Linked DNA regions of Homo sapiens: region 2 is linked to region 1. The links are chromatin contacts, found by Hi-C in ENCODE. All regions are on one chromosome and are shown on one strand. The core of a region is the stretch at or near the end of the contact, and the rest is flanking DNA. Distances in the headings are between cores, read along the strand shown. Region 1 holds the start of RBMS3-AS2 (RBMS3 antisense RNA 2). Region 2 overlaps RBMS3 (RNA binding motif single stranded interacting protein 3).

Region 1 (4,118 bases), core at 218-2,717:
CCACCAGTATTTCAAAGAGGCTGCATTGACCATCCTTATAAGTAAATATCTCTACATATTCATAATAATTGGTTTAGAATCGATTTCTAAAGTTAGAATTGCTGAATCAAATGGTATATCTTAAATGTATATTTCATACACGTTTTAATGTACTGCTAAATTGCCTTCCAGAATGTTTGTGCCAATTATTACTTTTAGTAGTATATCAAATACTTTTTAAACAATAGATACATTCACTTTAAAAAGAAATGGCAATGACTTTTAATTTTTTAGCTTATTTTATTGAGTTTGAAAAAGATTTGGCCACTTGTTTTTTTCTCTCTTGTATACTGTATGAACATTTGAATTTAAAAAATGTATACTGCACTGCTTCTTTAATTGTCATATTCACTGAGGTAACATTTGTTGAGCATCTACTCAAGACAGGCACACTGCACAGGGTGAGAGATGTAAAGACCAGGACACTTATGCTAAAGTCAGTGGTGTCCATGAAGAGCAGAGGCACAGTGAAATTTGCCTGGTCCTTCTAGGGGCTTTGGAGATGCATATTAAACATCTGAAGCCAAGGGATTCTTCTTAGAGCTGTCCTCCCAAGAAAGAGGGAACCAAACAATGAGGAGATTTGGCAAGTCCTACCCAAAGAGAACTGACATTTCTTAGGCATTTTATGAAGAGATACATAGAACTCCAGTTCCACTTGTTAAAAGCAATAACTGCTTTCACTTACTGAACATGCACGCTGTGGCAGGCTCACTGCTGATATTTTACAACTTTCTGCGATCAGAAAGGTTATAACCCGTAGATCTGCCAATGAGTGGATTCTGACCCTGGGTGAAGTGAATGAACTAGCCCAAGAGTTTGCAATTCTAAGTGGAAATGCTGGGATTCACCATCTGATCTGATGCTTTGCTCTGTCTTCTCTTATTTACACCCAGGTTTCTCAGCTTTCCACCTTTGTTATATTTGCATTTTGCCATACCTGCCTGTTAACCTTTTCTTAAAACAAATTGATCATCTATGTTTATTTTTGAACACTTTGTTGTTAGTTTCCTTAAAAAGGAAACTTTGTATCTCTATTATAAATAGAAAATCAGTTATATTTGCCATATAAAAATAAAATAAGTAAAAATGTATGGTTTCATGTGTACCACCAAAAAGCATTTCATCTTTCTATCCCCTTTCCCATCTCTTGCCAGAGGCCAGGCTATAACACCTGAGGAAACACTGCCCCAGTCACTGCAAACATTTAGTCACTAGGGACAGCAGAACAAGACTGTGGGAACTTGGTAAGAACCTGGGACCCTTTGTACCTTTCTTCTGTTGGTTTCTTTATTCTCATTCTCTTCTGGATGGTCTCCAGAATAACTGGGGAGACAACACTTACAGGAAAAGCGCATGTGTTCTTGTCTCAGAGTGGAAGAAAGAAGAGCCGCCGTGTTCCAGCTAGTGCTCAGAGAAGGTGCTCTACATATCTTGTTGACCTTGATTTGAGCTATAAAAGGCTGCTGACTCAGAGCATTAAAACAGAACCACTGGCTTATTCTCTGAGTAATTCAAGTCTGCCTTTCCCTCAGTCGATCCCAGAGGTGGCTAGTCAAGCCTGGCGATGTTCATTTACCATCAGAGATTAAGCCTGTCTGGCCAGGCTTTGTCTGGTAGCATTTTCTTAATCAAATATAATGACAATTTGAATAAACTCAAGTCCATTGAACATTGTTCATGTTTTATTATTAAGAAAAAATAGGCACTTTGATTCTTGGAACACTTTTTAAAAGGCTCCTCGCTGTGTCAGTCTCTGTTTGTTATTTTGGGGCATGACAGTTATCTAAAGAGAACCAGCCAGATTTAATCTGACAGCCACAGTCAGGGAAGAGCGCTACCAATCTAATTATCCAGTAATCTAGTCAGAATGGGAGTAATTCTAGGCCTTTCTCAGGCAGCTAATCACATTTCCTGTGCATTAGCAGCCACACATGGGGAGCTTTTAGGAACAAGGTTTTTGGCCTGCACGGGCTTCATGAGCCTCATAGTGGTATAATTTCTTTGTTGACTTCTTCCCCCAGAGTGGTTTCTTCAGGATTTTTCATTTTGTTCTCATTCCTACTTTTCCCCTGCATTGCCGAGGGTGTCTTAGCTTAGCTTCAAGTTCTAAGTTTGACGAGCTTCTGACTTTCCTTTCAGAATGCAGCAGAGGAGGAAGGGTACATTCACGGATCCATATGCTTATTTCTTGTGCAGGGACAAATTAAGGAGCGTAACACAGTCTGCAGGGAAAAAAGGGAGAAAAACGTGAAAGTTGTTTTCTTCAAGGAAAGCGCCGTTGTTTGTGGGCCATTTTTCATGTCATTTCTCTATCAATGTGGGTGATTTGAGGGAGGTTTCTAGAGAAAAGGCCGGAGAAAAGAGACAGTTAATGGATATTTAGTTCTGTCGTTGTCTCTGAATGTCAAGCTGTAGGTAATATTGATCTCGTCTCATTTCTGTAATCACAATTTTAACATGGAAAAAGGAAAACACACACACATTCAGGGAGTGGGAGCATTAATGAATTTCCTGCCATTTTCTTTCTCTGAAAACCTCCGTTTAGGATAATTTCATATTAGTCCTGTAAAGCAGAATGTTTTTCGAGTGCATTGGTTTCTCACACTCCAAAATTGAGGTTTCAGTGGCAGTATGCCGCTTCTACCCCCAGCTTTCAAACATTTCTCCAGCTTCTCATAATCACAGCTTGGTTAGTCTGAATCCAAACATTTGAATCTAATAGAGGGGAATTCTAGTCACTAACAGGTTTACAATATAGTAATTTTCCCCAAAGTTATCCATGATAAATGGGCTTCCCAAATAGCCTCTAGCAATCACAGCATAACGCATTAGATGGAACACTCCAAAAAAATAAAAAAAAGGAAATTTGAAATCCTGTGTTAAATTGTCGTGTTACAATTTTGAACGGGTTTCAATCACAATTTGCATCCTCTCAACTGAAATTTTTGTGGGCTTAAACAATGCTTTTATTCCAGTAATTGTGGGAGGTATATGCCACTAGGGGCTGCATAGTTTGGGTGTGCCTCCATGCACAGACAAGAACTGTTGCTGAATCATAAGTATATTTGAGCCTCGTGTCTGAAGCCTGTGGACCTAGAGCCTAACGTGTCTCAGATGGAACACGTAGACTGGTTCCAGTGCTTCTTGTTCTGTTTCTAATTATGTCGTGTCTGCATTCATTCTAGGTTTAGATCTCACAAATGCTATTGATAGAACTTTGCCTAAAAGGTTCAGTAAAACTACAAACAAACCCTAGTTTTGAACTGTCATCCAATATATTATAATAGTATATGAATTTTAGTCTTTCATTGCAGGCACTATATTGTTTGACTCTGATTGTATTGATTGCACAGGCGAAAGTAGGATTATAGCCGAAGAGTAGTTCATGGCTGACATTTTTATCGATGGTTCCATGAACCTGAATGTGTACTTCAATCCACTAAGGTCACTGATTAAAATGTTTACCCAATAAAAATTACATTTAAATATGTCAATAGTACATCAACTTACATAACATCTTTCATCTGAAAATATAACAACATATATGAGAAATTAATGGCATAGTCACTAATCCCTGTAGAAGTATTGCTTAACCATGGTTCACTTCTCACAGAATCAAAAAGAGAGAATAAAAATGGTATAGCAAAGACTTTTAATGATTCCAGCATCTATTAGGGTATCATTGTCACAAATAAAAAGAATACCAGTTCCTACATTTCTCAAGGCTATTTCTCAATACAAGTTAAAATGATTCAGGAATGCAGGAGATGCAAAAAAAGAGGCTGCATATTAAGAGCTTGTTTGAGCAATGGAACCTCTATGTATTTACAAATGTGGCACTTTTCTCTCTGCTTTAAAACTTAGATCTTGAATTACTCGAGTGATTGTGATCTGCAAATCGGTATACATTGTTGATTTCTCTGTTCAAATTAATATCTGCTGAATGAGTTGGGCTTTGTAAAAGTTCGGCTTTGTGTCTTATTCATTCTCTGCCAGGGTGTCTGGTGCTGTCCAAGGAATGTCCCAGGACAGAAGGGTCTTTGTATAAGGAACAATAATAAATTCCATTATTGCCA
Region 2 (4,150 bases), core at 1,504-4,003, 41 kb after region 1:
CTCTGCTATCTTTCTCTACTCTCTTAATGAAAATTACATTCTGCTCAGCCTACTTGTTGGCCTATATATCCTGCACTTACTGAATGATTTCTTAAATGTTCTTCATGAAATGTTTCATTAAAATTAGTGTAAGAATGAAAAAAATGTACAAAGAGAAAGCTAATCAGCTTCTTCTCCTACCAACACCTCCAACATAAGTAAATAGCCTCATGCTGACTGATCTATAACTTTATTTTTTTTTCTTCAGCTTTTATTTTAAGTTAATGGGTACATGTGCAGCATGTGCAGGTTTGTTACGTAGGTAAATGTGTGCTCTGGTGGTTTGGATCACATATTATCCCATCACCCAAGTATTAAGCCCAGCATCCATTAGCTAGTCTTCCTTATGCTCTCCATCCCCCACACAATCCCCCCAGACAGGCCCCAGTGTGTATTGTTCCCCCTTCCATGTGTCCATGTGTTCAATCATTCAGCTCCCACTTGTAAGTGAGAACACACAGTGTTTGGTTTTCTGTTCCCGCGTTAGTTTGCTGAGGATAATGGCTTTCAACCCCATCCATGTCCCTGCAAAGGACATGATCTTCTTCCTTTTTATGGTTGCATAGTATTCCATGGTGTATATGTACCACATTTTCTTTATCCAGTCTATCATTGATGGGCATTTGGGTTGATTCCATGTCTTTGCTGTTGAGAATAGTGCTGCAATGAACACATGCATGCATGTATCTTTATAATAAAATGATTTATATTTCTTTGGGTATATACCCAGTAATGAAATTGCTGGGCAAATGGTACTTCTGCCTCTAGGTCTTTGAGGAACCACCATACTGTCTTCCACAATGGTTGAACTAAAATTTGCACTTCCACCAACAATTTAAAAGCATTCCTTTTTATCTACAACCTCACCAGCATCTGTCATTTTTTGACTTGTTAATAACAGCCATTCTGACTGGTGTGAGATAGCATCTCAATGGATCCACAACTTTCTTTGTGCTCACCAATCTTACGAAAGGATGGCTTGATGCAGGAAGGCAATTAGATGTTTGTTTGTTTGTTTGTTTTGAGTCGGAGTCTCGCTCTGATGCCAGGCTGGAGCGCAATGGTGCCATCTTGGCTCACTGTAACCTCCTACTCCCTGGTTCAAGTGGTTCTCTTGCCTCAGCCTCCTGAGTAGCTGGGATTACAGGCACACGCCACCATGTCCAGGTAATTTTTTGTTTGTTTGTTTGTTTTAGTAGAGACGGGTTTCACCATGTTGGCCAGGATGGTCTCCGTCTCCTGACCTCATGATCCGCCGGCCTTGGCCTCCCAAAGTGCGGGGATGACAGGCATGAACCACCATGCCCGGCTAGATGCTAGTTTTTAAACAAGCTCTGATTCATTGATAATGATTTTTGGCTGCTTGGGGTGCTGTGTTAGGAAGGATCCTGTCTATACTTAGTGGAAGAGTACCAAGATTTCTTACAGTTTTTGCCACAGGCAGGAGTTGAAACTGGAAAGCAAGGGAGTGGGTGGCATTCCTTTCCCATTGTAGGTTTGGGGAGCGAACTGCTGCACCTGGCAACTGAAAGGGCCAGAAGGGCACAGAGTACCACTCTATAACATTTCTATTCTGGTTCATTTTTGTGTCCTATTAAAACAGCTAATGTTTCTCTGCAACAGTGCTATTCACAAAAAGGCTGTCCAAGTAGGGTTTGGATACACAAAGTAGGAAAGAGAGAGAGAGAAGGAGATAGATTGGCAGAAACTAGCATATTCTATCATTCTAAGAATGCAAACGTGTCACCATTTGCCTTAAAGCTGATATACTCTAGGAATTACTCTTCCTATGCAAAGTGTACAATTCTAAGTGTTTAAGTATTTGGATCACTGTTACTGTGGGATAATAATGTCCAGTTCAACTTCACTGCTTTTCTCAGAGAGGCAAATAGATACTGGGTCAGTCAAGATTATTCTTAGTGTGTCGGGGGCAGAATGGTGGGGTGAAAAATCAAGCTTTGCTTTCATTTTTTACTACCCGGCTTCCTACATAACACTTCAGCAGATGTCAAGACCATTTGTTTGGTTCCTCATAGCCTCCATGTGATCTTTCTCTTCACTGCAGTGTTCCCCAGGTGTGAGTTGCTTTGCTCAAGATCATTTTCAATGACTCAATTTTCAAAGCAAATGTACACACAAGACAGTAGTATTTTCAAAAACACAGGTTATCACATTTTCCAAGGGGGATAGACAAGAGAAGGGAGGATGCCGAGAATAGAGTGTGAGTTTATTTCACATAGCAGGTCTCATAAAGATTGCATCCATAAATGTGCTGCCAAATTGAACAATAGCAGTGGGGAATAAAGGGGAGGAGGGAAGAGAGGACTCAGATGAAGGCAAAGAGAAAAAACAACTTTAGGAAAGTGTGAAGTTTAAGGAGACATGCCTATAACACTGGCTTTCTACCCAGTCTCATGCTAACTCCTGGCTAGAAATATATAGGGACACAGACACACACACACACAAACACACCACCTCCTTGAAGGAAGAAACATTTTATTTAATCAGGATTGCTAAGGAATGTTGCTGCTGATAAGGCGACAGAAAATATTTCTGGGAGTGCATTTTCGGAACTTGGGAACAGAGACAGTCTGTCTGAACCCAGCTCAACTTTTCTTTCTTATCACTTTTTAAAAGCATGTTATCTTTAAGAGCCAAATTAACTTTTCATGATATGGTTTCTCAGCAGCTGACACTTGGGCATTACAGGGCTGGACAGGAATGACTAAGCAGTTTTGTAAAATGACTATCCCCAGAGCTGCTGGCTTGCTGGTTTTGGTGTCAATCATATATTTAGGATCTTTTTTCCTGTCTAGATTTATGTAGCTCTTTAAGAATAGAATTGCTTGGTCCAGGAAAGGTGTGACTAGTATAATAAACAAAAGAAGCCACAGAGGATATTCTTGTGAGAAACCAATTAATTATTCACACCAATATGTTATAAGTACAGTTCATTTTCTCTTTTGACTATTGCATTACAAAGAATTTTCTCAATGCATTCAGGAGATATAATTAATAATACCCTAAACAGTAATTTTAATAGTTATGGTGTTGTACTGGGAGGCCTATCAACTAAAATTCAAAAATAAAATAAACACAGTCCCTACTTTTAGGAAGACAAGAGTCACTGTATTTAAATTTTTACTTTTGATGTCTTTATTATTTGTGGACACTCTGAAAAACATAAAATGTCATATTATAACAGACTTTAATGTTTTAAAATAAGTGGGATTTTCAAAAACACACAGTTCTGGAAAGGTGTATTTCTTTATGTACCTATCTATATGATAAGAAGTTTTACCACATGGCTGTATCATTTATGGAATCAATTAAAACCAACTGTGGTGGTAAAAAAATAACCTCTAGTGGACTTATTCAACTGTATATGGAATTTTATTTAGGGAGTTATGGAATGAATAGTTTTTTTCCCTGAAAGCATTGTTTTGTTAGTTTTCTGATTGTTTGATAGATAGACATAAAAATTTTCCTTATAAGTCCTTGGATATAATTTTACTTTTCACATATGATTGATCCCTTCTATTTATTTTGCCATCAGAAACCAATTTTTTAACATTGCATATTATCCAGAATTTGAATGTCACAAAATTCAAACAGGTAAAATGTAAGGTTTGTTATGTACACACACACACACACACACACACACACACACACACAGACACATACACTGAGCTAAAGAGGATGGTCTTTGTGTACAGAAAAGGATAACATTTTTTCCCTTTAGTATGTTTATTGATGAACACAAACAGAATTCTGTTTGGTTTATGTTGCATGTTTTATTGTTTCTTTTTTTAGATTTTAATTTTCCTGTTACTATGTGTGTATGTGTGTAAGTATAAGTTTTATATTTTTCAGGGGTAAAACAGTTTCCGGTAAACAATTTTTTTGTTTTGCTTTGTTTTGTTTTGTTTTGTTTTGAGACGGAGTCTTGCTCTGTCACCCAGGCGGGAGTGCAGTGGCGCGATCTCGGCTCACTGCAAGCTCCGCCTCCCGGGTTCACACCATTCTCCTGCCTCAGCCTCCCGAGTAGCTGGGACTACAGGCGCCCGCCACCACGCCCAGCTAATTTTTTTTTGTATTTTTAGTAGAGATG

The links. A loop is a pair of places that touch in the nucleus more often than their neighbours do. Pooled maps may share reads with other maps.
Region 2: a loop to region 1 is called in a map of IMR-90, with 3 times the contacts of the local background. The contact joins the enhancer-like site here to the promoter of RBMS3-AS2 in region 1. A Hi-C loop is called at or near these places in 7 of 168 maps with a recorded cell type or tissue (IMR-90, Right ventricle myocardium inferior, cardiac septum and 4 more), 1 of 37 single-sample maps with no recorded cell type and 12 of 50 pooled maps.

Annotation. Positions count from the first base shown.
Region 1 is chr3:29,641,349-29,645,466 of GRCh38, forward strand. It overlaps RBMS3-AS2 (RBMS3 antisense RNA 2), which reads right to left and starts at 1,468. Exons shown (of 3, transcript NR_174948.1): 1 at 1,311-1,468. The region is part of intron 4 of RBMS3 (RNA binding motif single stranded interacting protein 3); the gene reads left to right.
Region 2 is chr3:29,681,103-29,685,252 of GRCh38, forward strand. The region is part of intron 4 of RBMS3 (RNA binding motif single stranded interacting protein 3); the gene reads left to right. Among named protein-coding and RNA genes, the nearest start is that of RBMS3-AS2, 40 kb to the left of the region's middle. Within about 2 kb of position 2,754, at least 3 of the 41 ENCODE cell types and tissues checked have a DNase peak (open chromatin) inside an H3K27ac peak, as active enhancers do; they include IMR-90, where a contact is called at or near this core.